3 separate regions of the Mus musculus genome follow, and all the other regions are linked to region 3. A link is a loop called in an ENCODE intact Hi-C map of the cell type or tissue named here. Cell type or tissue: left cerebral cortex. All regions are shown on one strand. Links, peaks and the distances in the headings refer to the core of each region. The heading gives the core; the rest is flanking DNA.

What was found. Hi-C counts contacts between places; a loop is a spot of excess contacts. Peaks named below come from ENCODE experiments on the same cell type or tissue, not always from the same donor. Only the 100,000 strongest peaks of a DNase experiment are listed, where the experiment ranks them.
Region 1: it touches region 3 in a loop (6-fold over the local background); 3 of 42 quality-filtered maps call a loop at or near these places.
Region 2: a loop joins it to region 3, with 8 times the contacts of the local background. A loop is called at or near these places in 6 of 42 quality-filtered maps.

The regions. Positions count from the first base shown.
Region 1 is chr9:77,369,091-77,379,582 of GRCm38, forward strand. The region is part of intron 3 of 5730403I07Rik (RIKEN cDNA 5730403I07 gene); the gene reads right to left. Among named protein-coding and RNA genes, the nearest start is that of 5730403I07Rik, 25 kb to the right of the region's middle. In left cerebral cortex, for the core only: a CTCF peak has its summit at 8,232 (motif pointing left); DNase peaks (open chromatin) are centred at 3,719 and 8,221.
Region 2 is chr9:77,335,424-77,345,915 of GRCm38, forward strand. It overlaps a transcript of Mlip not described here. Among named protein-coding and RNA genes, the nearest start is that of 5730403I07Rik, 59 kb to the right of the region's middle. In left cerebral cortex, for the core only: no CTCF peak of the experiment used is centred there; DNase peaks (open chromatin) are centred at 4,019, 4,332, 4,956 and 5,939; H3K4me3 peaks cover 1,326 bases; H3K27ac peaks cover 1,382 bases.
Region 3 is chr9:77,246,449-77,256,940 of GRCm38, forward strand. Mlip (muscular LMNA-interacting protein) reads right to left here and starts at 5,404. Exons shown (of 11, transcript NM_001368955.1): 1 at 5,299-5,404. The coding sequence starts at 5,343. In left cerebral cortex, for the core only: no CTCF peak of the experiment used is centred there; DNase peaks (open chromatin) are centred at 4,382, 5,431, 5,640, 5,884 and 2 more places; H3K4me3 peaks cover 2,842 bases; H3K27ac peaks cover 4,989 bases.

The DNA.
Region 1 (10,492 bases), core at 1,743-9,742, 120 kb after region 3:
GTGAAAGGCCCAGCCAAGACTAGTAGAGTGTTAAATTGATTATGGTCTCCATGCACAACCATTTATACCCCTGGTTCTGAAAGAACATATCGGGATTGTATGGAGCAGAGTCATAAAACGTTTAATGCTAAACTCTGGCAAGTGTAGTCCTTCTAATCTCACAGGATCAGAGAAGCCACCTGTCACTGTACGCTAAAGGGGGTTTTGTCACAAAGAGAAGTCCCTCCGAGCCCAAAGCAATGTGTAAAATGAAAGGACTGAAAACCACAGAACTCAGTACTGTAAGCAAATGAAATTGAAATCTCAGCTATGGAGCTGCGAATGTGAGTTTATCTCCAGCAGCCACGGCGGCGCTAGGAAGAGCCCTAGCTCTGTGAGTCGCCCTCCAGTGCTATGTGTGCCATCATGCAGATAATTTAACCATGACTCTCACACATGCTGCCTGGATATTTGCCTCCAACGGGGCTGCCTCTTTTCTCTAAGACCATCTTAAGAAAGAACTTTGCTCCATCTTTGCTGTGTTACCTTTAAAACTGATGTAAAATGAGGCTCCACCCCGGACCCCTGACAACTTCTAATGACTGAGCTCAGGAGCCACCACTTCTGTCCTCTCTGAAGTGGTGCTAGAGATGACTGACAGCTACTGTCGTCATTATCATGTGGGACGCAAATGCCAGGGTTACAACACAAACACAAATACAATACAAAATGCCAGAATTACAATAATCCAAATTCAGAAAGCTTTAGGTGGTGGCTTCATCTTAAATCCTAAAAGGATATTTACTTAAGTGTGTGTGTGCATATATCTGAAATATATATATACATATATGTGTGTGTATGTGCACGCATTCATGTGTGTGCCATATTAAAACATATATGTATATCTGAAGCATATATTGGTATATATGAAAACACCACAGCTTATGTAGATATAGAATCCTATACATCATTCAAATAACTGGCACAGTAATAAATTTTATATAAACTGTGTCAATAAATTATTTATTTGGGAATTTTTGATCAATTCCTCACATCATATAGAAAAGTAAATATTACAGCAAGCCACAATCTGAGTTTTAAAAATATAACTACATAAGTATAGGGAAGAAGAACATGTTCACCTGTGATACAGACTAAGAAACGCTTTTTAACTATGACTAAAGCCAAATCCAGAGGCACCTTAAGAAAACAATGGCAACAGAACTAAATGCTTTTAACTGAAGACTCAACGGACATAGGCAAAGTCAGATCATAAAATACGAGCCAGAAGGAAATATGTTCAATATACATAATATTGATGTATCATAGATAAAGGGCTACTATCCCAATTATATAAAGAAAAAAAAACTTTAAAAGTTGAGGGAAGTAAAAAAAAAATACCATCGATCAATAGACAATAAAATAAAAACAGGCAACTTACTTATATGAAAAGATATTCACTTCATTAATACTACTAATAATGCACAGTGACTGAAATCACAAAACAGTACTCAGCAATAAGATTTGGAAAAATTCACAAACCTGAGCAGAGGGCATCGGGAAGCCAGACTTTCATACATTATCATTGGGGTACAAGATACTGCTACCCCACAGAATATCTAACAAATTGAACGGAGTTCCCTCTCAACCCTAGGAACCCTGCTCCTGGAAATTTATCCCCATAATATCCCTTCAACAATTTGAAATACAGACAAGAGTTTAGTCACCATAAGTGAAACTTTGTAGAAACAGTCAAAGGAGCCTGAACACACTCCGAGCCAAGCACAGGATGGCTACTGTGATGTTCTGTGAAGGAGTGAGCAAGTCCTCTGACCAAGGCAGGATACTAGCCAACAAGTGGAAACACCCTCCCGCTGGAGAACAAATACCACACTGTGAGCTGGCTTATACACAAACAAAATGTAATGTTTCTGTTTTCGGGGAGGGAGGGTGGGTGGGTGGAGGGGAGGAGAAACAGCATGTTTTGTTGTCTGACCAGAAAGGATGCCACAGAAGAGGAATATGGAGGACAGAACACATTCCGGATCCACCTGCTTTTACCTTTTTACTTTCGGAAACAAGTTAATGTTCAATGTACTCCTATAAAGGCTCAGCAAACATCACGGAAGAGGGGCAGAACGAATGTGAGAGTGGAGGAGGGAAGGAATTCCGGGAAACACTGTCTTCTAGACGCGCGGGTTTCCGCACCGGTGCCACATCCCCTAAGCACACAGCATTGGTGCTTACCCTCCCAAAACTGGGGCCAGGCGTTTCTGTCATAGAATGGGGAAGGGCTTTGTGAGGCTCCAGCTGCAGGTAGTTGTGGTTGGTGGGGAAGGGAGGGTCACATCCTTTAGTGGTGTGGCCAGGGGTAAGCTGGGGAGACAACCCACCTCTTGCTGTGCAGACAGGCACACAAAAAGAAAAAAAAAGAAAAGAAAAAGAAAAAGAAAAAAAGAAAAAGGCAAGATGAAAGATAGAGAGAACTGGCTGGGTGGGAGGGGAAGGGGTTCTGCAGGCAGGAGTGGTAAGAGAGGATAATGGGAGATGTGGTCAAAATGTAGTATATACATCCGTGAAACTGTAAATGAATAAATCTGTTTAGAGAAAAAGAAAATGTTTTTCTAACCAACTAAAATTTCCTCCACTATAAAAACAAAGCTAGCAGGGCAAAGAGGGGACAGTGCAGCAAATTAGCTCAAGTGTGTGTCAAATGAAAATTATAATCATCACACAGGGCCAAAACTGTTTCTCAAAAATAGATAATTTGGGTTATTATCTAATAACAACTTGAGCTATTATATAATTTTCATCACAACCTCCTGTGCCCCTCAGTATGGCCAGGGTGGGAAGATGGAAGAAAAAGGAGAATGAAGACCCTCGCTTCATTCTAGTGCTTTTATTTTGTTGTAGGTTCTATATGAGCATGGCCATTATTTTTAGATGTGCTATAGGACTGGGGGGATGTGTGGAAGTTTTGGAAAGCCATGGCTCTCACTCCTGGAAGAAAAAAAAAAAAAAAAAACAGCAAATGTGGAATGGGGAAGGTGTTCTGATATGACCCAGTTCCGGTGGATGAATGCCATCTCCATACAGCTATGGACCCAAAGTTGATGGCTGTGTGTTACTGGTTGGCAGTGAGACCTACAATTTTTGATAAAAGGGTATATTTGTGGTTTAGGATAAAGATGATTTCACCCAAGCTAGAATATAGCTGGTTTGTCTTAGAATAATATCGAAGGGGTCTGTGCAAAGCTATGGTTGTAAAGTTCTACATGCTACTTGCCAACTGGAATGGCCATTCTTCCATAATCTGGGGCAAACCAAGGTGGTTATAGTCACATAAAGCCAAATCCGCACAGAAGGCATTGACTATGAACTGAGGCTGACACAGTCGCTAAAATACGGGTTGTGGTACAATATATACATGTAGACCCATCTGTGTATGCTGTGTGTAGTATATATGCATGTTTGTGTGAATGTTTACATGCCTGTATTCCCGGATCTTCTAACTAAAAACTCTGGAAAGAGATATCTCTGAAGCAATGAGTTCAGCTAGTGATCTTTATCTTTGATGCTGTTCTCCACTAAAAGGAAATAGACATTCTTGAAGAAGTGGATTAAGGCAAGGTTCCAGACCACAAGGAGCACCTGGAATATGCTGTTACATCAGAATATAAGGATATGTTCACATGGATAACTGCCATATGGCACAGGCACACAAAACCAGGTTGGACGTCTCACAGCTAGCCAGATCCAGACTAATCTACGAATGGAGCTAAATGTGGATGAGAACTGGGGGGGCCATCTGAAGCACAGAACAGAAATGGGGACTGTGTATCCACACAGATGATGCATGCTACTGTGGTTTTACTGTGTTTGTTCCCTAGATTCTGACAATAGACCATGAAGGACCCTATGCTAATAACCGGGGGTGAGTGGGGAGCCTGGGTGATTCGGGTATTGTAGGTGGGACTGGGGGGAGGGGGGGCCTTGAAGACACAAAGAAGGCACTCATCATGAGAAAGGAGCCAAACAAGATGCACAAACTTTGATGGTGCCTTGATCTCTGACTTCTTAGCATCCATAACCATAATCAATACAGGAGACTAGCTTAGCACACACACACACACAGAGGAGACTAGCTTAACACACACACACGCAAACTAGGAGAAAGGAGGGGTCTAGGCTCTAGTTAATTCCCGGGTGCTGGCTGGAAAACAAATAAACAAAAGCAAAAACCCACCAGAGTAGATCCTTACTTATCATTGAGTTACTACCACAATACCGGCTGGCTCAGGCAAGCATCCTCCACAAATGCTAACACTAAGGGGACATTGAGGTGAAGATGCTGATGGCCACACAGTCTTAACGTGTCTCTCTGTAGACCATTTGCAGTGGGGAAAATGATGATCATTTACAACTTGAGAATTGGTGCAGCCGTTTTGCGTGCTGAAAATGCATTACCCACAGGGTGAACTGGCTCTCTGAGAAGCGCGCATTTCAGAAATGGCTATATCCTGGCATCATGATACAGCCTGACTCTAGTGGTGAAGAAATTCAGACAAAGTCATAGAGAGAGGAGTCTTCTACCCTTGCCACAAAACTTTCAATGCCATAAAAGTGGGAAAAGTCTGCAGAAATGTTTTAGGGATGTGGAACGCGCCTCCTGGCTACAGTTTGCGCTGAGGCAAAAGTAAGCCACATTGCACATTAGCGGGATGGAAGGGCATTACACTGTAAATTAAAGAATCACTGACATGTTCACTCAAACTGGTGCCTTCCCTGAAGGGGCATGTCATTGCATGTGCGCATGAGAGAGAAAGAAAGGAAAGAATAGGACCGGGAAACAAACAGTCTAGCAGGTAGAGATGACGTCACCAGGGCATGGACCCTGAGGACTGGTGAAATACTGTTCTTTATGCTATTCTTACTCAAGAAACTTCCATAAACGTGAAATTACTTCTAGACAAAAAGACACATGCATATACATCATACACATATGTCTTCAAGAAGTGACATCTGCCTCATCAGTAGAATGTGTGACTTGAGGAATATTTTTCAAAACACAAAGGAAAATAAACAGCCATTTGTTAAAAGTCATCCAGTCTTTTGGTTGGCTCGATTAACCATCGATAGAATGGAGAGAGGTAATGTTTGCTTAGGCTGGAAGATAAATCAGTCTGTCAAGGGTGGCAAAATCACTGCTAATGAAATGAGCTGTCTCGGTGATGTACGGGGAAGAAAAGGAATTTTCTGTGGCCCGAAGGTGCTCAGGACTCAGAACCTCTGGGGACACTGTCCTCCCCATCCTCCCCGTCCTCCCCGTCCTCAACATTCTCCCCGTCTTCCCTGTCCTCCAGTCTGACTCCTTCCAATGAATTCAACTGGCTCATGGTTTGTTCTTACCTTTCAAAGACTGACTATCAAACCCCAGGATGATACTTAATCTCTGGGCCCTGGGGGGTATTGGCTTTCTTATTACTAATATTTAACTTCCATGAAGCCAGTTCTAAGGATCTGATAAGTACAGAGGAAGGGAGACCTCAAAGAGGAGGGACTGGGAAGACTTGGCTGGGTTCTGCAAGCTACCCTGGATAACAGCACTGAGAGATTTCACTGAAGTTTTCCGATAAAATAAGAGCATCCGCCATGGGAACTTAAAACTGAGCACTGATACTCAAAGCTTAAAGAAATAACAGGGAGAATAAAACCCTCTCGGAATTGCCCTGTTCTCCCCAGACACATGTCACACTTTTCTATGATTTAGTAACTGCTGAAAAATGGTGCTTTCGGCCCCCTGCTTTGAGCTGTGGAGAAGACACAGCTGAACAACAGCCTTTCTCTCAGGTAAAAAACTGTACATTAAGTGCAATCGAGACCTCTCTAAAGTGTGACCAGCACTTCTCGTGAGCTGAAATCTTTCCCATTCTAGGAGATAACACAGACAAACACACACATACATCTGTCTCTCACACACACTCTCATACTCTCTCCCCCCTCTCACACACACACACTCTCTCTCTCTCTCTTTCACACCCACACCCTCTTTTACACCCACACCCTCTCTCTCTCACACACACGCACACATACACAGACACTCTGTCTCCCTCTCTCTCTCTCTCTCTCTCTCTCTCTTTCTCTCTCTCTCTCTCTCTCTCTCTCACACACACACACAGAGCCTCTCACACATACTTTCTCTCTCTCTCTCTCTCTTTCTCTCTCTCACAAACATACACACTGTCTCTCACACACCCTCTCTCACACCCCTCTCTCTTACCCCCCTCTCTCTCTCTCACACACACACACACACACACGCACACACACGGGGGGTGGGGATAAAGGAGGAAAAAGCATAAGCAGAGATGAAGGCTGGCAATGGAGTAAGAAAAGAAACCTTTAAAAGTCAAAGAGTGGAACACGGAGGAACCATGTTGGACCCAAGCTGACTGATGGTTTTTCTACTCAACATCACAAGGGAGCCAGCCAGCTTACCATAGGCCCACAGATCAGAGACCGTGAGCTGCCCAGGTGAGGTGGCCTGGAATGAAAACCTCTCAGCTGACATCTAGAATGTCCATTCGGAATTCGAACTGAAAGGAAAAGTTTAAAAACGGGTAGTTCTAAAATCACTTCCTTGGCGACTTTGTGAGGAAATATTTTAGAAAGCTTTAAACCGTAATCGAGAGGAAGATGTTTTCTTTTTGTAAGAAGTTGGTGGCTTCCTTCTCACACAGCAGATAAACTTGAAAGGGTCCGCATTAGGAGTCCACAGAGCAGCAGCCATGAGGCACTGAGTAAAACATACGCCACATATCTTGGCAGAACTGTATTCACACATCACTGTGACTGGTAAATCCCACAAATGAAGTTAACATTTCTTGGAGGTGTTCTCATGCGCTTTTTTTAAGTCTTCGCTCTTAATAATAAGATTTCCAAGCGAGAGCCACAGATGTGGCTTTTCATTGTCCTGCAATACTGAAGACTAAGTCATGTCACAAGCTTTTTAATACAACTCTTTCTTTTGGGTGGTTCTAATAAGAAATACTCATAAGGACAAGATGCTATCATTGCCCTAACATACACCCCAAATCCAGTCCCTGTGGTACCCAGGAGATCTTGACACAACACCATATTAAAGCCAGTTCTAAATCTGACTTGGACTGAGTTGCTCCCTCTGCTAAGCTACACATGCTTCACACTTCACGTAACGTGCCTGCTCATGCATGTCCATCGCTTTGTAGGTTCTGTGTAGCTTATGTCCATCCTCAACTGCTCAAAAGTCAAAATACCAAAGCCACAAACTGGTTGGCTGTTAACTCCTCTTGGTGTTTCTATAGCACCTTCAAGGCAAGATGGTTTATTCCGCCAGTCTTCAGGGGTGTATGCCTGCCTGTAACTGTAGCAGTTGGCAGATAGAGGCAGGAGGATCAGAGATCAAGGTCATCCAGAGCTATCCAGAGAGTTCAAGGCCAGCCTAGGACACATGAGACCCCGCCTCACAAACAGGTAAATAAACATTGATTCCTGCAGACGGTTCCCCTCTTCCCATCCAACCCATAGATCCTAAACAGTCTCCGACCAACTTACTCAGAAAATTAAAAGGTCAAGAGCTGACTCAGGAAGAGGGAGAACCAAAGTTGCCAGGGCAACAGGCTGAAGCCATGTCTCCTTCCTCCCCTCTCTCACTTCATCAAGCTCCTCCTAGAGTCCTGCAGGATTTCTCAGCAGGGGCAGGGGTGGGTGAGGAGAGACACATGGGCTTTACGCCGACAATACCTACGTGATACCGGGGGTGCTTGGATCCTACTAGAAAGTTGAGTAGCCTTTTCTCCCCCTTGTAAAATGTAGTTGAGTGAGCATGTTGAGAGTCAGTCTACTGTAAGTAACCCTCATATTAACACTAGACAACTTCTCCCTTCTGAGACATTGAGAAAACAAAGCTTGTCTCTCTCATAAAGGGGAAATACCCCCGGGGGACATTATAGGCTTACTTTATGGGTCCGGTTACTTTTTTCCCCACTGAATGTTCTCCAAACAAATGAGACAAGTTACTTATTGCAGATGCTGAAGCAGATGTAGGATCGATTATCTGGGCAGGACTGGGCCAGGGATGGATTAAGCCAAGGGGAAAGTCGAGTCACCTCAGGCAGGCCACTCTGGGCTTGACGGCTCCCGCTGGAGTGGGGGGAGGCACAGGAAGTAACACCGACCATCCGGATGTGGGGCACACTCCCCCTGCTGGCCAGAAAGGACCAGACACCACGATTTCTGCATTGCTGTGGAACCGACTCCACGGGGCACACAACCCAGCCACTTCCATCCAAAGCAGTACCATTCCCTGGCAAAGTCACTCAGCAGTCCCAAACCACCACGTTTAAAAACACAAGGAAGTGAGCTCCAGGAGTCTTGCCGTGGGCTTGTTCCCATGTTTATTAAATCTAGTTTTATCAGCCAAGGTTTCCATCTGGAAAGCCACCATTAGCTTCTGGTCCTTGGCCTCAAACTTCAGCCCTCCCTAGGTAGGGATCCCTATGATAAAAGGCAGCTGGTGGGGTGGCAGCGGAGCAAACTTACCAGGCTGAACTCCAGAAACCAGGGTGATTTCTGGCTCGCCAGGTAGTTGGACTCTAAGCTCCAGCCAGCATGGGCTCTCTAGTTGTTATGTGAACAGCACACTTCGCATGCCCCCTTTCTTATTGTGGCTGCCCACGGCAAAAGCAACCGCAATGGCGAAGAAGCACGAGACACCCTCCTGAGCCAAGCTTCCCCTGGGAGTTTCTTTCCTTCTCTAGCATGATCATCTTTATCACCCAGCTACGGGCTAGAGCTGTCCTTCATTGCCAAGGGACTCACACCGAAGATAATCATTTGTCGAGCATGTGTGGATTCTGTCAGCCTGCCAGAGACCAGTGTTTGTTTTTGCCCCTCTCTCTGAGCATGTCAATTCTCAGGACGGATTACTGGTTCCAGACAATTGCCAAGGTCAAGGAAGTCACTGGTCGCTCTGTGCTCTAACTCAGTGCTCCAGCCCAGTGCTCAGGCTTCATGAAGAACTGGATGTGTTGGCCCTAATTCTGATCTTGCCCTTTACAGCTGTGCATCATTAAACAAATCTCTTCCCTACATGTGTTATTAACTTAAAAATTCCAGGACCTGGGATATGAGGCTCATATCAAAGGGACACTTCTAGCCCTGTATTCACAGCCATGAATCAATCACCTTCAAGAAAAAGTTAAAATCCGAATCACCTATTTAATGATGCTCAGATGCCCAGACAATATCCCAGTCAGTGTTTTTAACAAGGGAAAAATCAGTATGAACCACGGGTTGTGAAGTTGTACCAGGCTGAGATGATGCTTCTCTGTAAGCCACAAAACAGTTTGCTTAAAACATACAAGAAGTCAGTTTTGATCCTTAATCATCAGGGAAATGCAAATCAAAACAACCCTGAGATTCCACCTCACACCAGTGAGAATGGCTAAGATCAAAAATTCAGGTGACAGCAGATGCTGGCGAGGATGTGGAGAAAGAGGAACACTCCTCCATTGTTGGTGGGATTGCAGGCTTGTACAACCACTCTGGAAATCAGTCTGGCGGTTCCTCAGAAAATTGGACATAGTACTACCGGAGGATCCAGCAATACCTCTCCTGGGCATATATCCAGAAGAAGCCCCAACTGGTAAGAAGGACACATGCTCCACTATGTTCATAGCAGCCTTATTTATAATAGCCAGAAACTGGAAAGAACCCAGATGCCCCTCAACAGAGGAATGGATACAGAAAATGTGGTACATCTACACAATGGAGTACTACTCAGCTATTAAAAAGAATGAATTTATGAAATTCCTAGCCAAATGGATGGACCTGGAGAGCATCATCCTGAGTGAGGTAACACAATCACAAAGGAACTCACACAATATGTACTCACTGATAAGTGGATACTAGCCCAAAACCTAGGATACCCACGATATAAGATACAATTTCCTAAACACATGAAACTCAAGAAAAATGAAGACTGAAGTGTGGACACTATGCCCCTCCTTAGAAGTGGGAACAAAACACCCATGGAAGGAGTTACAGAAACAAAGTTTGGAGCTGAGATGAAAGGATGGACCATGTAGAGACTGCCATATCCAGGGATCCACCCCATAATCAGCATCCAAACGCTGACACCATTGCATATACTAGCAAGATTTTATCGAAAGGACCCAGATGTAGCTGTCTCTTGTGAGACTATGCCGGGGCCTAGCAAACACAGAAGTGGATGCTCACAGTCAGCTAATGGATGGATCACAGGGCTCCCAATGGAGGAGCTAGAGAAAGTACCCAAGGAGCTAAAGGGATCTTCAACCCTATAGGTGGAACAACATTATGAACTAACCAGTACCCCTGAGCTCTTGACTCTAGCTGCATATGTATCAAAAGATGGCCTAGTCGGCCATCACTGGAAAGAGAGGCCCATTGGACACGCAGACTTTGTGTGCCCCGGTACAGGGGAACGCCAGGGCCA
Region 2 (10,492 bases), core at 864-8,863, 89 kb after region 3:
GTACTCTATCATTCCTCTTTGATGGGGGTATTGGCAAACACAGAGAAACTGCTGTGTCCCTCGTGTCATACTCTGGATCACTTTCACATAACTCTCTGATGATACTACTGCCAATGCCAATAGCCTGCAGTGCTGCCAACGTCACAGTTGCTGCCATCAATCTACACAGGGTGTCCAGGACTCTCCCACACCACAGCATCAAACATGCTTGTTTTCTGGCTCTTCACATCCTATGAAGATTCTATGAAAGACAACTCAATTTGTACTCATAGCCAGGATTGGAGAGGCTGAGTTGGAGATCAATCAGAAAGAGAAGCCAGCCCTTATACTTGTGGATTTCTGCTTTTCATGAACAAAAATCTTAATATCCCATCTGTCTCTTCCCTTGGGGTATGTCTCTTCCTGAGATTCAACATCCTTTGAAACTAGTCCTGGAAATGTGTCAAATAACCAGCTTTTCATATGTAACTGAGGCTTAATAGTATGCTATTTAGGTTTAGTTCGGGGTCTCTGAAATGTATTAAATTATATATAGTGCAGTACACACAGAGAGAGAGACACACATTCACATACACGCATGCGCGTGTGCACAAACACACACACACACACACACACACACACACACATACGCACACACACACACTTAGGTATATACGTACCATGTCTATATAGCTCAAAGTTTTAAGAGTACCACTCCACATTGACCCAGATAATGAAGCACCAAGAACATGAGGTCCCTAACCTTAAAGGAGCTTCCCATTCTCCAGGTGGCTGGACTTACACAGGCAGAAGCATAAATGCACTCAAGGCCTCTCTATGCCTGCTGCCAGATGAATTCAGCACCATGTCTCAGGCAGTCTTGCGATCCTTTTTAATACACTTTCATCAATCAGCTCAGCCATCAAAATATGAGCTCATTACCAAAAAGTCATTTTCAGCTATTTGAAATTTCAGTATGATTGAAAAATAAAAATTTATCCCACAGAATTATCCTTATGTGGACACTTAAGTCTGTAGAGTTAGGACTGTAGCAGACAGAAGGATCAATGACACTGGGAGAACAAGGCACAAAGAATCAACTAAGCAGGGCTTGCAGGGCCTCACAGAGACTGAAGGAGCAATCACGGAGCCTGCATGGGTCGCACTATGTCCCCTGCATATGTGTTGTGTTTGTTTAGCTTGGGGTATTTGTGGGACTCCTAACAGTGGGAGTGGAGTCTGTCCTTGACTCTTGCCCACTCTTGGGACCCTTTTCTTCCTACTGGGTTGCCCCATCCAGCCTTGATATGAGGGTTTGTGCCTTGTCATACTGCATCTTGTTATACTATATTCAGTTGAAGCCTGTTTTTTTCTGAAGAGGAACAGTGGGTCTGGGGAGAGAGAGGATTTGTGGGGGGAACTGGAAGGAATGTAGAGAAGGGAAATTGCACTTGTGATGTATGACAGAAGAAAAAAGAAAAAGGAAAAAATAATTTGTATAGTTTGGCAAATGAGGATATCCTGAACAAATACATTCATGGACAGATACATAATGTCTGTGACATGGATGATCTATGATGCTTCTACTTTGGATAAAAGCTGTATTTTCTAGCAAAATAATAAAAAACAGAGTCTGGTACACCAAACTCCCTTAGGTATTGCCATCATAAATTAGCAATGTTCAACTGTTTATTCTTTTTATGAACAATATTGCATGAGCATTGTTTCAGTCAAGCACACATATATTTCTTTGCTTTTAAGAAATTCCAAGGGTAAAGCTACCTGCCCAAAAGCATATTGTTGAATAGTTGGGTCTCTGGACCTATTACTCTTAAGGAATATTACTCTTAAAGACTATATATTTCAAAGGGAAAACTCTTTTAAAAGACTATGAGAAATGTTCATTTCCTGGGAAAATATTATGTAAAGGGAAAAAGTGCGAGAGAAAGAGGTAAGGATGATGATACTGTGAATAAATAGAATCTGGGCTTGAACCCCTTTGAGGGCTGGCAGGGGAGGGTAACTTGTGTGGCTTTGATCTTCAACATTGTAGAAAATGGATTTTAATAAGATGTTGAATCAAGTAGTGTCACTTACTGTGTGTCTGAGATGAACATTCTGTGCACTCACATGTGTACCAGGATGCTTTCTGTCTCTCCTCCTTCTTATCCCTTCCTCTAAAGCCCCACATTGAAAGTCTAAGAGCCATGAGATGGGCACCACCATGTGCATATCACAGCCACACAAGTCAGCTTTCAAACCTCTAAAATGGGAGCATTTCAGTTACATCATCTACATTTTTTCTCATTTTTATTAGTTTTTTGGGAGTTCTGTGGAATGCGTTTTGGTCATATCTATCCCTTCCCTGCCATCCAACTTCTGTCCTCTTTTGTTTCCCCCTTAACACATCAACTATAGCTTATACTGCTCAGATACTCTTGGATATGTGGCCTTCACTGGAGGGTGGTCTATCCACCAGAGGCCACGCCCTTAAAGAAAAGTGGCTGTTGTTCTCCTAGAAGCTAGTAACTGTCAGTAGCTCCCCACATACAGATCTCAACTCAGAAATAAAAGCATCATTTAAAAAAATAACACGTCACCACTGAAAAGTACAGATCCCATAATAAGGCCCCTAAAAAAGGCAAAGAACATATTAAGCCATTAGGATGGTAATAACTACAGCAGAGCAACTCAAAGACGAGAGATGGATGAAATAGAGGAGTCAATGCAAGACATGGAAATAGGATTTGACTTTTCAAGATCTATGTATTTTGGCATGCCACATGACATAGCTTACACAATGGTTTCACCTAGTCCTGTGAATGCCTTCGTCCATGTGTGCTGCATGACTAAGAACCTACCTCTATATCAAAGAACAGGAGTTGCCTTCTCATTGTCCTGTGCTTTAGAGTTCAAGACCAAGGCACTGAACATGTTGTGTCTGGAGAAGGCTTGGTTTATTCTTTTAGTAGAGATGGAGACTCCCATGTGTCCTCGAATAGAGAAATGAATAAATGGCAAAAAGAAAAAAAGGACAGTTGCTCCATCCTGTCTCGATTCCCTAACGTCTTTAACAAGATCATAACTTCACTCATTAGGACTCCAATCACACAGCTTAATTACCCTCTCACCTTAAAAACCCCAGTCCTCAGGAGAAGCACATTGGTTTATTTCAGCATATGAACTAAGAGGGCAGATTCTGATCATAGCATTTTCTAATAGACAATGTGAATATCCTACAACAACCCAGGCACAGGGGCAATCAAGTGGATGTTGTAGTCAAAGCCAGCCAGGGATACACAAGGTGTTCAAGGCCAGCCTGAACTACATATCAACATTCTCTTTCAAGAAACAAACAAAAACCTAAAATTGGAATTTTAAAATGCTATCTAGCACTTATCAGCTATTGATTGCAAAGAATATGCAACATGAATAAAACATTGAGAGAACCCTTTAAAAAATAAATCAGAGCAAGTAGGCGGATGGCTTCACGGATAACAGCATGTGCTGCTCTTGCAGAGGACCAGAATTTGGTTCCCAGGGACTATACCAGGACCAAACTGCCTGTCTCTCTAGTTCCAGAAGAACTGATACCCTCTTCTGGCCTCTGCAGGCACCAGCACTCATGTGTATTCATCTATACACGCACGCACACACACACATGCATGCATGCATGCAGGGAGAGAGAGAGAGAGAGAGAGAGAGAGAGAGATTAAGGATCTTCTTGGTTCAAGATGTCTGATGAAGCATGTATCTCTTGGCCACTCAAAAGAAGTTTCAAAGTTAAACTCTCAACCAAGAGAAACCTGGTAGGAGAAGAGAATCAGTATGAAAAAGCATGCTGTAATTTTCTAGGGAAAAAGAAAATGGAGCAGTGGGGTGAAGCTGAGTTGAAGGAAGAGACCCTTAATGGACACCTTGTAATTCCCGAGGGTGCCCCAGTCAGGGAGAGAGATCCCACAGAGCCTTCATTATGACGCTGAGCTTACAAGAGGGTTCTGTGGAAGTCTTGGGGGGTCACCTCATTTCGCACCTCAGACTTAGTAGTAGCAGTTGTGAGGAAGTGAACAACTCAGACTGCCCATTCCTGTGGATGAATGAATGCATTTAGACTGAGGAATGATTGCATGCATCTGGATGGATGGATGGATGGATGGATGGATGGATGGATGGGTGGATGGATGGAATGGAATGGAATGGATGTACCTACAGGAGAGCAGAGCAGACAGCCTGACAAAGTCTGCAGGAATTCCCAGCTGAGAAGCTGAGCTCAACTGCAAACGCAGTCAGGATTGGCAAAGATTTTATTTCATTCCCCACAGGCTTAGGAGAACCCCACTCTCTGCAATAAGCTTGTTAATTCATGCTGACATTTTCTGCCTTCAGCCTCACGCTATGACATGATATCCCGAGAGAAATTACAACAGGCTTGGAAAAGCAATCCTACTGGCTCTCTGATCTTCTAAGATGAAGGTTATCAAGTCTGTACTTAAAATCATGAGGCGACCCCTGGACCACTGTATCCTGATATTTACAAAGGCACGGGGCCTATTTAATAGAACCAGGTGGAGCGGTGGCAGGCTGTTGCCCAGAGACCACCCATGCAAGGAAATGCCCATTAACTCAGAAAACTCACGAAAGGACCCTTGGGAAATATTTAGGCAAAAAGCACTTGCAAAGAGCCAGCAATTATATCACAGCCATCCTCCAAAAATTATCTGAAAAATCATCTCCTTGCTTTCATGAAGGTCATGTAGCACTGCAATTCTGTCGCGAAGATAGTCTATTCTCATCCCCATCCCTTGGGGGAATCGTGCTTAGGGCTGAACTTATACATGATTGTAATTCCCACGAAGACGACTTGAAAATACCCCCCCTTGCCTTGTACAGTGCGCTCTAAATGTCACTTTGAAAGCTGAGCTACAGCCTGCAATCCATCTGCCTCGCTTCTGTATTTGCCATCACACACAGCTACATCAAAAGAGCCATTCAAACAGCGTATCCCGGACTTACGTTATCAGCAGACACTGCTTTAATTAGCAGTGGTTCTCAAAAGGCTGGATGGCTTCAAGAACTGGATTTGAACCAGAAAGCAGAAATCTGGATTCTTATCAGTTTCACTTCTTAACTCCCCCTGGGTTCTAATCTTCTCCAGCCCTTGCTTTTGTTAACGAGAAAAAGAAACATGAACACCGGCTAGGATTTTGCCTCTCTCGTGCTTCTACGTGTTTCTTTTTTTTTTTTTTTTTTTTTTTTTTTTTTCCTCAACCTGCTGTGATGCGGAGGGGCTAAAATTAAAGCAAGGAGCAATCGAGCTTATCTGTGTCAGGCGCTTTGCAGGGGGTGGTTAAAACTACAAAACAGAAGGAGTCACAGCTGAAGAAGCCATTTTGGAAATGACGTTTAAAACAAGTTTCTTCTGTGTTCTAAGTTTTCATTGCTGATTAAAAAAAAACAATATTGTAATATTCTGCAAAAACACTATTTTATTTTGATCTTTCTACACAAATAGTGAGACCTTTACATTTTCTTCTCGTCACTTATTCCACAATATTCTCCCATGATCAAATTCCTGACTCTATTGTTTCTCAGTAAGAAAAAGAGAAAAAAAACTGCAAAAATATGCAATTGAATACATGAGTACTGAACTGTGAATTTTATATTTTAAAAAGTCTTTTATTAATAGCAATAACTTCTACAAACACATTTACATATAAAAAATAAACTGCCTCAAGACTGCTTCTGTTTGCAAAGGATTTGCTAAATCCGTAGCAAGGGGACATTTTTCATACACTTATAAAATGCTACACAGTACAACATTCCTTGAAAAACCAATCTAACCTCTCACTTTGTAGATAAGGAACCACAGGTTAAGTGATTTGCCAAAGGTCACATAAACACAACTTTTTTTCTCGCACTGGGCTCCTTGAGAAGGCTCCCAGGAGCTACCCACCATGTTAGCAGCACAGGCCGTCCTCATCTGCACCCAGAGTTACATGCAGGCACTAAAAGTGGATTTTTACAGACAGCTGAGGATTGGACTAAAACACCCAGTTCATCTTTTCCCCAGGCTCACTGTCCTTACAGGCACACAGTAGGACTTCAGTTCTCACACCCTTCACAGGATCTTACATCCTCTGTACTTAGTGGTCATGGATTCATCAAGATTTTTTATTATTTATTTGTTAGTGGCTCTAAGAGAGAAGGGACTAGAAATATGTCAGGGTGGGATTGTTCTTACATAAGAGAAACATGTGGGAAAAGCAACTCTTGTTTAATATCACAATGTGTGCAGCTTTACCTCTTCGCCAGAAATAAAGCCAGAATTCCCTTCCTGCTCATAGAGATATGGAAAGCCGCCTTTCTCTAGATAGCCTTATCTTAATCAGAGAACTCTCCAATACCTGATGCAGAAGGAACAATCCTACAGGCTCTTTAGTGGGTTCTCAGAGAGTTTTTGGTTCCCTGAGAAATAAAATTAAATTACTAACAATGAATACGTTAGCAATGTTCCTTAAGATTCGGAAGTGGCCCTGAGTCCAGAAACCCAGAGCAACCCGCCCTGAAGTTCCTCTTTGTGGACTCTAGCCGAGGGGCAATTACTGAGGAACTGCCTGCAGCATCTGCCTGCCTGGTTTTTAAAAATAATTATTTCCAACGAGCATTTTGGATATCGACTTATTACAGAGTGTTGGCACTCTCTGGAGAAAAGAGTCCAATAAATAAATGATATAATGATAATTGAGCCATCCTGGAATGTGCCAAGTAGGAGGGTTGAGTGCACAAAGAGCAACCCCATTGTTAAACTACACTAGAATACCCAACATTGCCCATCACACACACACACACACACACATATGTGCACATCACCACCAACACACATACAGCAACAGCATAAGAGAATTGAAGTCTAGGTATAAGTTAGCTCACACTCACTAAGTAATCAGACAGAATGGTCACACAAGGCAACTTCATCAGTGAAATCACAGCACACGGCAGAGCAGGAATCATTTGCTCATTCTGAGAAGTAAAAAAGTGAATGGAATAAAGTTTCCAAAACAATGAAACTCACACCAAAGAAAAGGGTGGTTTTATCTTTCCTATATGTTGACTACCACCAAGATGAACTTGTTAAAAAGACAAATAGTAATGCCGCCTGACATTCAGAGATTTACCACTTTTTTTTTAATTATAAAGTTTTCCTGTACAGAATCCTGTATGAATCAGAAACAACATTCATGTCGCGATTAACAAGTAACACACCAGAAATAGTAGCAACAAAACCTTTTTATCAGCTCTCTTCCGTAATGAGTACTTGCTGACAATTAACTCTAACGAGACACAGTTAAAAAGAAAAATGAGTAGGGGGATGTTAGGAGAAAATACATTACTGCATGAAGTACTCTATAATTGTCCCATTGTTAAGACATTCTGGTGAGTAATTATGGACTTGGCTGCCACAGATCTATATGAGAGACTGGGGTGTCTGTGTTGTGTATGCTTAGAGTATTTCCAAGCTATTAAAATTTATGCTTATCATTCATAATCCGCTTGAAACACCTAAAGCTCACTGCTCTTCTTAAAGTCAGAGCCTTTGCTAGATTTGCTCTGCCTTATTCCAAATAGCCATTGAGAAACACAATGAATCATTAGAATCATTTTTCCTAAGACTGTTTCTATCTGTATTATGCCCAACAAAATACAATGTCATCAGATAATCACATCAGGAATTAAACCAAAAGCATTACTCCTGCATTGTTCTGCTTGCTAACAAGGTTGTTCTCAGAAAGTGAGTAATTTTCCTCCTATTGATGGAGTTATAACTTTTACTTAAAGAGCTGTATTTCTCTGGGTTATCATGATTTTGAAGGCATAATCTTTCATATTTTACATTTTATTCACAATGATTAATACCTTTAATTTTGTTTATTTTCACTGTATTCAAAACTAATCAAAATTATTTTCTCTCTGAATTAAAAAAATTGTAAGGTAATTTGTAAACTTATATATGCCATTTTTAAATTCAAGGTGAGTCAGTCATTAAACATGAAAAGTAAAATTTTTCATCTTCTTATGTCATATATTCTGTTAGAATTCTAATCATCAGGTGCCTACTCACCTCCCCAGAGATCTCCTCTTCCCAAACAGCATTTATGACATTCCAAAATTAACTACGGTCTTGCTTTGCATCTAACAAGTTTGAGTATAAAATGAGTTATTGTTATATAATTACTGTATAATATCACTGAACCGTCAATACTTGAGACAATAAGATTGTCCCTTGAGACACATCACAATAACACAATAGGAGCTAATAGCTTTATATATGAAATTTAGTTAGTTTTATCACCTCAAACCACATTATGTTAGAATGCCCTAAGGAACATGACTATTTCTACTACATTAATATATGAATAGTTCTTTTCATTTCAAGATTTCAATTACTATAAATGTGAGTAACCTTTTTTGCTAATACACTGTACTTGTAAATAAGACTTGCTCTGAAAAAACAGCTAGGATATTTTGCATTGGTTTTGCTTAGTTTTTAAGACATATTAAATAGAAATTGATAGCTGTTTTTAAACTACTCCCAAATTTACCTTATGTTATAGACTTTTGTGACACCAAGCTTGAGGTTTTTATTCTATTAGATGCATGTTATAAAGTTATATATAAAATCAAAAGACTAGCTTACATGATAATCTGTAATTACATTCTAGAGTGCACAGTTCCTCGAACCCTCAACCGGCCCTGGTAACGTGTTAAGACCTATCACACTCATCCATTAGCTTAAGACACACTAACTCAAGCTCCAGTGTATCCCACAGATACATGTTAAATACAATATAAGGCTCAAAAAGTACATTCCATAGTGTTTTCTGAATCTTCCTGAGTATAGACACTTCCTTTGGAGGAAGTCATTCAAAAAAAAAAAATCAGAGTTCCTGGGAACACAGTTCGGGATGCAGAAGGACCAGAAAAACAAAAGTCCATTCAGCACTAACATCTGTGGCTGTGGAAATGACCACACTGAAATACGTCATAAACAGCCCTCCCCTCCCAACCCCTGCCACATTCCCCAGACCTTAGCGTTAGTGTAGTCTGCCTTTACAGCTTCCATGACTAAGAGGTCAGCATGCGTCATAGCAGATTTCTCAAGGGCTGAGGATAGACTTGTAAATCCACGGAAACTGACTTGTCACTACAGTGTTTGGAAGTTGGCTATGATAGCCACCTGGTTACGCATGACTTCACTCAGCACTGGCAGCTGTAGAAAGCTTTGGAGAATCTTCTTTTACGGATGTTTCATATTATTAATTAGATGAGAGGGAAAGTAGCTAGCACCCAGGAATCTTTACTGTTAGCCACCAAACAGCAACGACTTCAGGGCGAAGAGAAAAGTCAATATTTAAAAGTAGATGGGACTGCAAATATGGTTCTATGGATAAAACATTTGTCATCCTGCTAGGACAACTGGAGCTCCGGTCTCCCCACATCAAAGCCAGACAAGTGGGTCCCCTGCCTCCAATCGCAGTCCTTAAGGAGGCAGCAGTGGGGATCCCTGGAGTGAACTTGGCCAGTCAGACCAACTGGAATCAGCAAGCTCCAGGCTCAGCTATAGACTCTGCCTCAGTCCCTTAAGTAGACTAAACTACTGAGAACCATATCCAACATCAATTTGGGCCCTCCACATTCACACAAACACAAATGCATATGCATCCACATACACGTGAACATTGAAACACCTACATCGCACACATACACACACACACACACACACACACACACACACACACCAAAAAAGGTAGAAATTTAATTCCTTCATCATAGGATGGCACATAGTTAGGACTACCACTTCAGTTTTGTCTGTTTCTAGTAGAATAAAGTATGTCTTTCTAAATGCTGCAGGAGATTGTCTTACTTATTCATGCACATAATAACTTAAAGTGGTAAGTGAAACTGTGTATGTTGCCTTCTGTCATGATACACATTACAATATTGTTCATTAAAATCCAGAGAAATACAACTTTAGTTAAGCAAGGTACAGATGTTCTCCCCTTTAGAAAATTATTCTCCTCTTTTAAAAAAAAATGTAAGAAATAGTACTATTTGTAGTAAGTATAGTGAATAATTTTCAGAACAAAGTGAACTCCATATAAAATATTTTTAAATGATTTTTAGCAACCTCACTAAACTAAATGTTGACATTGACAAAGAAAGCAGTGATAGAGCTATTAACATGTTTAGATGCACATTCTCAAAGCAACCATATGCTCGCTACGTTTGGCTTAATTTTTTTCTAAAATGTATTACACATTTCCCAGCTTTCTCCTGCAGTAAACACTGACCACGACTTATTCTTTTCTTGGTATGAGTACTATCAAAATCCCCAGGTCTGAAAGCCTGTCAGGCTGCCCATATCTGTTTCCCCAGATACGAGCTCTTGGACACTCCTTCTGTCCTAGGGAGCTGTCTCTACACTGCAAGCTGAATACTCCTGGGCTTGCTTTCT
Region 3 (10,492 bases), core at 1,255-9,254:
AGATATATACACATAATGTAATTTTTTTAAATGCAGGATTAGATGGGGAAATTAAAAAATGCTTGAGAACACTGAGAAAGAGCCACTCAGTTGTAAATTGGAGAGAACAGCAATCTAGCCAGCCCAGAGGAAAACCAGGCCAACCTTGCCTTCTGTGAAACCATTTTGTGACATGGATGTCATCGTTTTGAATAGAAAGCAAGGCCCCATCTGATTCAGGCCATGCATTAATTTTGACACCGTTTTTAATTCATAGGGGTTGAAAAGAAATCTACCTAAGCATCTGAGTCTTCCATAGTAACTGCATGTCCTCTGTTTTGATCATATTTTACTCTAGAAAAGTAAGAGGTAGTCCCACAAAAAAATAATAGTATAGAAATTCTGAATGACTATGGAGTCTGGGCTTTGACTTTGAGAAGATGATCTAAGAAGAAGTCACTAAACATGTGAAGGGCAAGTGTATATGAGGTAAAAGATGACAGGGCTATCTTTGTACATGCAGTGTGGAGAGACAGCAGAAATGTCAGGACCAAGAGTCAGCACAGTAGCACAAACATGAAAAAGTCAGAAAGTGAGGTCCAGAGAGTCTCTGGAACTGGCAACATGGACATTAGGTTATTGATTAGAGATATTCTTTGTGAGCATGAATCAACTGAAGAAAATTTGATAGCCCTGTGTTAGACTTCACCCTTGTTCTTGAAAGATCTAAACTACTCAGTAATATTTGTCATGGGATATAATGTTCTAGTAACTGGTGAACATATGTGAATACAATGTTCATTCTTCAGGGCATTTAAAGTATATGTCACACCCTTCTGATTCAGCTTTCACCCTTTAACAGGCTCTTCTTTGTCATTTGCCATTTGTTCTTCCAATGGCAATCTGGGAATAATTGGAGTCAGAGCCCAGAGTTCCAGCCAGAACTTCAGGGAGAGATTCCCAAGAGTCATTTTCCCCACCTAACTCTCTCTGCTTTCAGCCAACCTGACAACCACGGTGTCCTGAGACCCTGAAACTCAGAGTGGCTTCAGAACTGAAAAGGAAGAATCACTCAGTTGATCCACAATAAGATTAGGGAACCAACAATGATTGAAATACTCACACCACAAAGATGTGACCAGATATCAATACCAGGAAATACCATAGAATTTTTAACTCTGTGCAAAAACATAAATATAAACAACCAAGACAATATACCTCTTCCAGAATTCCACACCCCTATTTTAATATACCCTTAAAAGGTGAATTTAACTGAAGGATAAGACAAGAATTTCAAAATAGCAATTGTGAATATGTTAAAGGACTTTAAAGAGGATACGAAGGCTTGGAAATATAAGCAAACACTTGAATGAAATAATAAAAGCAATTAAGATATAAAAATAGAATCTAACAAAGAAATAGAATCACTAAAGAACAGCAAAACTGAAATAAAACTTGGTAGGGAAAATTCAAGAAATCAAAAGAGTAAGTTCAGAGAAAAGTCTTAACAAAAAATTAGATGAAATATAAAAGAGAATTTCAGGTAAAAAAATATCTTTATGAAAAGATCAAACCTACAAGCAAAGGGAATAGATAAAGAAGAAACTGAGGTCAAAGGCACAGAAAATATATTTAAATATCATAGAAGAAAAACTCCCAAATCTAAACAGATATCTACTAAGGAGCAAGAGGCATACAAAACATCAAATAGACATAGACGCCACCAGAAAAGAAAATCCCTGTGATACATAATAATTAAAATATTAATTGTAAAGAGCAAAAAATAATATTAAAAGCTGAAGGAAAAAATATCAAGTCATATATAAAGGCAGACATGTTAGAATAACAACTGATATATTGATGGAGACTCTGAAAGCCAAAATGACCTGGAAGGTGCCCTACAAGCTCTGAAAAGCCACATATGTCATATATATAAAAATTATACATACATATGTATAATTTTTGCTGGATATATCCGACAAAACTATTGGTCATAATCAAAGGAGAAAGAAAAAATATTTCATGATAAAAATAAACTTTAAAAATTTCTTTTTGGCAATTTAATTCTACAAAAGACACTATAAGGAAACTTCAGTCTGAAGAGAATGTTAACTATACTCAAGGAACAAATAATCCAAGAACAGTTAACCAAATAAATTTTTTTAAATCCACAATAAAATGATAGGAATTAATAAGCAATGCTCAGAAATAACTCTCAGAATCAACAGTCTCAATTCCTCAATAAAAGAGCATGAAATATCAGATTTTAATAGAAAACAGAATCCTTCTTTTTACTTTCTCTGAGAAACACATCTCACCATTAAGGATAGACATCCCCTCAGGTAAAAGAATGGAAGAGGTTATTCCAAGCAGATGGATCCAAGAAAAAAAAATCAGATGTAGTTATTTTAATTTCTGACAAAATGAACATCAAATAACAATAATCAGAAGAGATAGTAAAGGACAATGAATACATATTGAAGGAGAAAAATCAAACAACAGATTAGGATAATTGCAAACTATTATGCACCAAATGCAAGGGCACCCAATTTCATAAAAGAAACACTACTATGCTAAAATCACATTGATCCTAACACAATGAGGGCGGATAGCTTCAATACCTGATTCTCACCAGTAAATAGATTTTTCTTATTTCTTCCTTTCTGCCCTCCCTTTTTCCCTTCTTTCCTTCCGTCCTGCCTTGCTTTTCTTTTCTTTTCTTTTCTTTTCTTTTCTTTTCTTTTCTTTTTTTGAGAGAAAGTTTACAAAGTTGTGTGGCTAGAAATGAGAAATATCTTGAAAGAGTTGGGGAATGGAAATAATATAAACAAAATATAACATAGAAATTAAAATTATTTGTCATGATCTCTTTACGATAGCCGTGTCAGAGTTGACGAGTAGTAGCTCATCATCTAAAAGCAGTGCTTCCCATTTTTTCCTTAGTGGGAAGAAAGGTTAGACCCCTTACAGGACCGAGAAAGAAAGGCCATTAAGGCTAATCAACAACACATAATGAATGCTACTGACTTCCTAGGTTTTCCTAGGGATGTTTTCTTACATAGTTAAGCTTGTCAATGTCCTGCCGAGATGGAGAGCGGTGTAAAGAGGGGTACCACTGAGTACTCAGTAGTTGAGATTCCTTGTCAGCTTGATCTGATTTTGAAATCTCTTAGGAGACACTGCTGGTGTGGCTATGGGAGTACCTCCAGAAAGGCTTAACTGATGAGGGCAGAGGACCCACCTGGATGTAGGCAGCAGAATTCAGTGAACTGGGGTTCCAAGCAAAAGACAAGATAGGAGAAGCCTCATTGGTGACAGCATCCATCTTCTTTCTGCTTCCTGACTGACAGTACAGTTTAGCAGGCTGCCTCACACTCCAGCTGCCTTGCCTTACTGAGCATGTTAAACTGCACACTCAAACCACAAGCCAGAATAAACCCTTTCTCTCTTAAATTGCCTTAGGCAAGTATTTGGCTACAACAATAAATAACTATCTATAATAATTAAAATATTTATCCTTTCTTCTCCTTTGGACAAAATAGTCATTTAATAGTTATCAAGAAAGAAAGGATGATATGTTGACCTCACTTCCAGGTGCTTATTCTTGCCCTCATTTTCCTATGAAATGATTTGGTCTCCTGAAGTCTATCCAAAGGAAATTAAATAGATTTATAGGAAAGGCTTCAGTATAGCCCACAGGTACAAAACCCATTGACCCTTAATAAACGGCCAGTAGCCATATCTTCTAAAGCATATACAGTGATCTAAACTTACTTCCCCAAGTGCCTTGCACAATTGTCCAGCTTGTCTTGTCTTAAATCTCTAAAGTACAAAATTCTGCAAGGGATACTTCCACCTATAGTCTTTTAAAAAGTTGGTAGTTATAATTTTAGTACACAAAACAAGAACAAAAGGAAGCCAGTACATAGATGAACAAGATGTGCCCTTCTCACAGTATGATGGAGAGATTTCTAAACATGAACACACGATGAGAAAGAAGGCCATTGAACAGGAGCAAGATAGTGGCCTTCAACTTTATGGCTACACTCTGCCCACAGGAACTTCAATGCCCTCCCTAAGTGAAATATCGTCATCAATGTAGGGAAGCAATTCTACTTCCTTATTTTAGTTGAACAAATACATTATATATAATATTTACTTATTACATATAGATATATGTGTGTGATATGTGATATATGTTATATGTAATCTAAAGATTAAAGGCTTACCTCACTGAGTTACTACTGAGTAGAAATAAACTCAGGGATTGATTCCTGTCCTTATATGCATATTCCAGAACATCAGGAAAAGGGCAACCCTTTGATATTAACTTTCAAGAAAGTACTACAAAATTAGCACCCAGGTCTTTCACTGTGTTTATCTAGCACCTGTATTGTGTCTTACCAGAAACCTAAGGTTCACTTGAAAGGACCTTTTGATGGAATGGGATTTGAAGCTACACTAGCCACACTGTGGAATATTCTGAAGATCTATGTTAGCCTGTAGACTGATGAATCCCTTGCTCAGAAAAAAAAAAAGAAGAAGAAGAAGAAGAAGAAGAAGAAGAAGAAGAAGAAGAAGAAGAAGAAGAAGAAGAAGAAGAAGAAGAAGAAGAAGAAGAAGAAAGCCATTTACCATTTACTGCACACTGTGTGGCAGATCTAACAGAGCCCCAAAATGAATCGCTATGGAGACAAAAAAAAAAAATCATTTTCCCACAAAGCGGAAGCGGATGCAAGTTAATGGCATTCGCTTCTTAATTGGCAATTAACACTTTCAGCTGCCAATGCCATTTAAACATCTGATCTTCGGGAAACTATTTTAATAACAGAAATAAGAACTAAGTGGATTAAAATAGTGGCTTGAGATACCCCTTTTGTCAGACTGACCCCTTCTCACCGGTGGCACAGGCTATAACATGAGAGGTGTTTTCCCCAGTGCCTCGCAGGCTGTAAGCTCCTTTGCTCAGCTTCAGGCTGTGTGCTATTCTTTCTTCTATTTCCCTAAAAGTGCCCCCCAAACACACCACCGTGTTGGCACCCGCAGCACAGAGGACCAATAGCCTCTTACTAAGAAAAGACATCACAAGCATTCAAACATTAACTCTATGCCAAGCGCAATCCTTGGCTTTTTCTTTGCCCAACAAGCAGTTTTGTCTTTATCAGTTGCCCGTTTCTCTGACTATAGATACCATCTCATTTCAACAACACAGACAAATTTATCAGCTCCCGGGTAGCTCGCCCTCACACCCTCCGGCATATACCAGAACTGGGTGTCTTTAAAAGTTACTGAAAGCATTAAGCAAAGACTTCTCTTTACCTTGGGTGTGGTCTCAAGGCTCCCCGCTAAGATGCAGGAGGTCATTTGGAAGTAATTGTTCCTGCAGGCACTCAGAAGCCCCTGCTCTGAAAGCAAACCAATGACTGAGGTGGAAAGAGAGCCTGTTACTAAAACAACACAGGCACACGCACGCAATCGCCTACACACACACACACACACACACACACACACACACACACACACACACACACGCAAGCACATACGCATGCACCCATATGCACACGCACACACGCGCGCACACACACACACACACACACACACACACACACACACACACACGGTTGCGGGGGAGGAGGAATCTAAAAGAACACAGAACAGATGCTTCTCCGAGTTGAGTATTTTTCAGCTCCAAAGGGTTTGTTTTGACAATTTTTACTTTTGGAACTTCACGAGAGGTCACACTGACTGCTAAAATGGGATCAGTGGAAGTGAAAAATTGCTACCTCTATGTGTTTGCCCTCTTTTCCTTTCAGGCTTGCAGTCCAATTATGTATTCCCTGAAAGGAAGGGAGAAGCCAGATTGGACAGCAATGAGAAGCTGATTGAAGGGCCCTGGCATCTGCCAGTTTCAGTGATTGGTTGACCACGCTCGCAGAGAACATTCAGATGCACAAACACATGCAAACACAGCGTCTAAATAAAGAACTGGAAAACACAGTGATCATTTTGGAAAGCCAGTCATTTCAGTGACAAGTCCTTGGCGTGTGAACGGCAGTCAATGATATTGGAGCATCCGAGTGACTCAAGTTCTGCTGTTAAACAAAAGTAGCTCTAAAAGAGATCTTGTTACCAAATAGCTGTCAAAACAAAATTCCCTTCCACTGTTGCTGGAAGATAGTGACTGCCCTGCCTACCTATAAACAAGTCACAAATATTTCTCACGAGATTGATTTATTCAGTATTCCTATTCTCTAAGCATTGATTTTTTTCTACAAACCTATGCAATCTATATTTGTGCATAAGCACTGGAAGATGTAATGTGGAGGGAGCTGGCTATATACTGAATGCTATGCAAAAGTGAAGGTTTTATTTCACGTACAGTTACAGCATTTAATATTTTCAACATTGTCAAGAGCTTGAACTTAGGACAATCATGAGCGCAATAATGACTCACAGTGATTCTATTAAGAAGCAGGGAAACTATTGCAAATAACACTAGTACATCTTGCCCCAGGAAAGGGCCAAATTTCTAAATGTATGTGCTGTTACATCAGTAAGAGATATCTTCTGACATCTACACTCATGGTTATGTATATCTGATGCCAAGAACCTTTCATTCTTTCTGAGAATATACATAAATCTGTCATATAAATAACAGAGATACAAAGAGAAGAGAGTTTTAAAGATCGCCCATCACCCATCCTATAGTTCTTAAATGTCACTGCATGATCCGCCATTGGCAGCACCTTTAGAACTGTAGTTTCTGCTTGAGAAGTTCAGCAGTGGATTCTCCACACCTGCACTTTCAACAAGCTTCTGGGTTGTATCCTGTTGCTGGTGTGTTGTTCTCCTACTTCTCCTCTCTGTTGCACTGATAAGCATCATGACCAAAAGCAACTTGAAGATAAAAAAGGCTTATTTGACTTACACATCCTGATCCCAGTCTGCCACTGAGGGAAACTAGGGCAGGCAGCAAGGAGGAACACTGCTTATCAACTAGCTTCCAGGCTCACTTTCTTATACCTCCCAGGACTTGCCCAGGGGTGTCACCCCTCACAGTGGGCTGGGCCCTCTCATATCCATACACCATCAAGAGAATGCCATAAAGACCTATCTACAAGACAATAAAATGGGAACATTTCTCTGATTGAGATTTGTTTTTTTGCCTGGCAACTCTAGTTTGTGTCAAGCTGACAAAAACTAAACCATGCGGTGGTATTTTCCTGACCGTTCATAAAGCCACAAGAGCACAGACATTTGCTGTGAATTAATTGCAAGAATTTGGCTACACTCAGAATGGGAAATGGTATCCTGTTGGATCTAGAAGAATTTATCTGACAGTCAGAGAAGATTTAGGGAAGCCCTTGTTAGAGCAGTAAGAGAAGTGAGTAGCATGAATAGACAGGAAGCAGAGGACACAAGTCAGAAGATCTTGGACCTCTGAGCTGTTCTGAATGTCTACCCTGTGAATGTGAATAAGGAAAGCATTGCTCCATAGAATCCTACAGTTAGATTCAGCTCGGGCAGCCCATGCTTATGTGTCAGATACTATCCCTTGTATGTTACTTCTCATGGCACTGTGGGTTTTTAACTTTATAAATAATACAAGAGAGTATAAAAAGACTCCTAAGACCAGAAAAGTCGGTCAAATCTAGATTATCATCAAAGACTTTGAATCAAGGTATTTTAACTTTATGCGTCATTCAATAAGGATTCAGAGATGAATATGCGTACTTCTAACCTCAAAGAGTGCCTGCCGTCCAGTCTTAGATGCACTCTTCTCTGAAGTCTATCTAGTATATGGATCCCGGGCCAGTGATGTATAGAATTTTGTCAATGGCTCCGTTTATTCTAAAAGAGCTTGACAACTCCAGTGTTCTTGTCTTCTATGTCACTCTGCTTTCCCTACTAGGATCTTGTCTTGTGCCCATTCTCTTCTTCAAACATAAAGCAAAGAGGGCAATTAAGCCCAAATTTGGAAAAGGAAACATTTTAGCCTCTGTCTTTAGCTATATCCAAAGCTTTCCTTGAAGCACTTTGCACCATCAGAACAGTTAACCTGTCAACTTGCAATTTTTGTCTATCTTTTAGCATTTTTTCTCTCATAATTTTCAATTATTGTTTCATTAAAAATAATCATTGCTGTTACAACTACTTCAGTGAGAGAAGTCATAATTTTTACTTAAAATAAAAACTTAAAAGCCATGCATTGCAGCAACATTTGTCAACCATCTGGTTAGTTACGTTTATAGCTCCAGAGAGTACATGAGTTTAGAATAGTTTCTGAAGAAACCATTCGCACTTGGCCAGCAAATGATGATGGTCCCTGATTTAAGACAAATTCTGTATCTATTCTTCCATTGTGGTACATCTGGGTTGTTTCCAACTTCTGGTTATCACAGATAAGGCCGTTATGAATATAGTGGAACACATGCCTCTGTGGTATGCTGGGATATCTTTTGGGTATATTCCCTAGAGTGGTATAGCTGGGTCTTCAGGTAGATCTATTTCCAGTTTTCTGAGGAACCTCCAGATTGATTTCCAGAGTGGTTGTAACAGTTTGCAATCCAACCAGCAGTGGAGGAGCATTCTTTCTCCACATCTTTGCCAACATGTACTATCACCAGTTTTTGATCTTAGCCATTCTGATTGGTGTAAGGTGGAATCCCAGGATCATTTTTATTTGAATTTCCCTGATCACTAGGACTTGGAACATTTCTTTAAGTGTTTCTTGGCCATTCGAGATTCCTCTGTTGCAAATTCTGTCTAGCTCAATGGAATACTATTCGGCTATTAAGAACTAGGACATCATGAATTTTTCAGGCAAATGAATGGAACTAGAAAATATCATTCTGAGTGAGATAATTCAGATCCAAAAGAACATGCATGGTATGTACTACTAATAAGTGGATATTAGCCAAAAAGTACAGAATACCTAGGACACAATCCACAGAACTCAAGATTAACATGTCGAAGGGCCCAAGTGAGGACACCTCAATTCCACTTGGGAGGGAGAAGAAAACAATCATGGGAGGCAGAGAGAGGGAAGGATCTGGGTGGAAGAGGAGAGTGAGAGAAAAATGGGGAACATGATCAAGTATGGGGGGGGGGACAAGAGAGAAGCTCTGAGGGCCAGCAGAATGAGTGGAAATACACAACATGGGGGAACTCTTAAGAATGTACCAGAGTGGTTGTACAAGCTTGCAATCCCACCAACAATGGAGGAGTGTTCCTCTTTCTCCACATCCTCACCAGCATCTGCTGTCACCTGAATTTTTGATATTAGCCATTCTGACTGGTGTGAGGTGGAATCTCAGGGTTGTTTTGATTTGCATTTCCCTGATGATTAAGGATGTTGAACATTTTTTCAGGTGCTTCTCTGCCATTCGGTATTCCTCAGGTGAGAATTCTTTGTTCAGCTCTGAGCCCCATTTTTAATGGGGTTATTCAATTTTCTGGAGTCCACCTTCTTGAGTTCTTTATATATATTGGATATTAGTCCCCTATCCGATTTGGGATAGGTAAAGATCCTTTCCCAATCTGTTGGTGGCCTTTTTGTCTTATTGACGGTGTCTTTTGCCTTGCAGAAGCTTTGCAATTTTATGAGGTCCCATTTATCGATTCTCGATCTTACAGCACAAACCATTGCTGTTCTGTTCAGGAATTTTTTCCCCTGTACCCATATTTTTGAGGCTTTTCCCTACTTTCTCCTCTATAAGTTTCAGTGTCTCTGGTTTTATGTGGAGTTCCTTAATCCACTTAGATTTGACCTTAGTACAAGGAGATAGAAATGGATCAATTCGCATTCTCCTACATGATAACCACCAGTTGTGCCAGCACCATTTGTTAAAAATGCTGTCTTTTTTCCACTGGATGGTTTTAGCTCCCTTGTCAAAGATCAAGTGACCATAGGTGTGTGGGTTCATCTCTGGATCTTCAATTCTGTTCCATTGGTCTACTTGTCTGTCACTATACCAGTACCATGCAGTTTTGATCACAATTGCTCTGTAGTAAAGCTTTAGGTCAGGCATGGTGATTCCACCAGAGGTTCTTTTATCCTTGAGAAGAGTTTTTGCTATCCTAGGTTTTTTGTTATTCCAGATGAATCTGCCGATTGTCCTTTCTAATTCGTTGAAGAATTGAGTTGGAATTTTGATGGGGCTTGCATTGAATCTGTAGATTGCTTTTGGCAAGATAGCCATTTTTACTATATTGATCCTGCCAATCCATGAGCATGGGAGATCTTTCCATCTTCTGAGATCTTCTTTAATTTCTTTCTTCAGAGACTTGAAGTTCTTATCATACAGATCTTTCACTTCCTTAGTCAGAGTCAAGCCAAGGTATTTTATATTATTTGTGACTATTGAGAAGGGAAATCAGTCTGGCAGTTCCTCAGAAAATTGGACATAGTACTACCGGAGGATCCAGCAATACCTCTCCTGGGCATATATCCAGAAGATGTCCCAACCGGTAAGAAGGACACATGCTCCACTATGTTCATAGCAGCCTTATT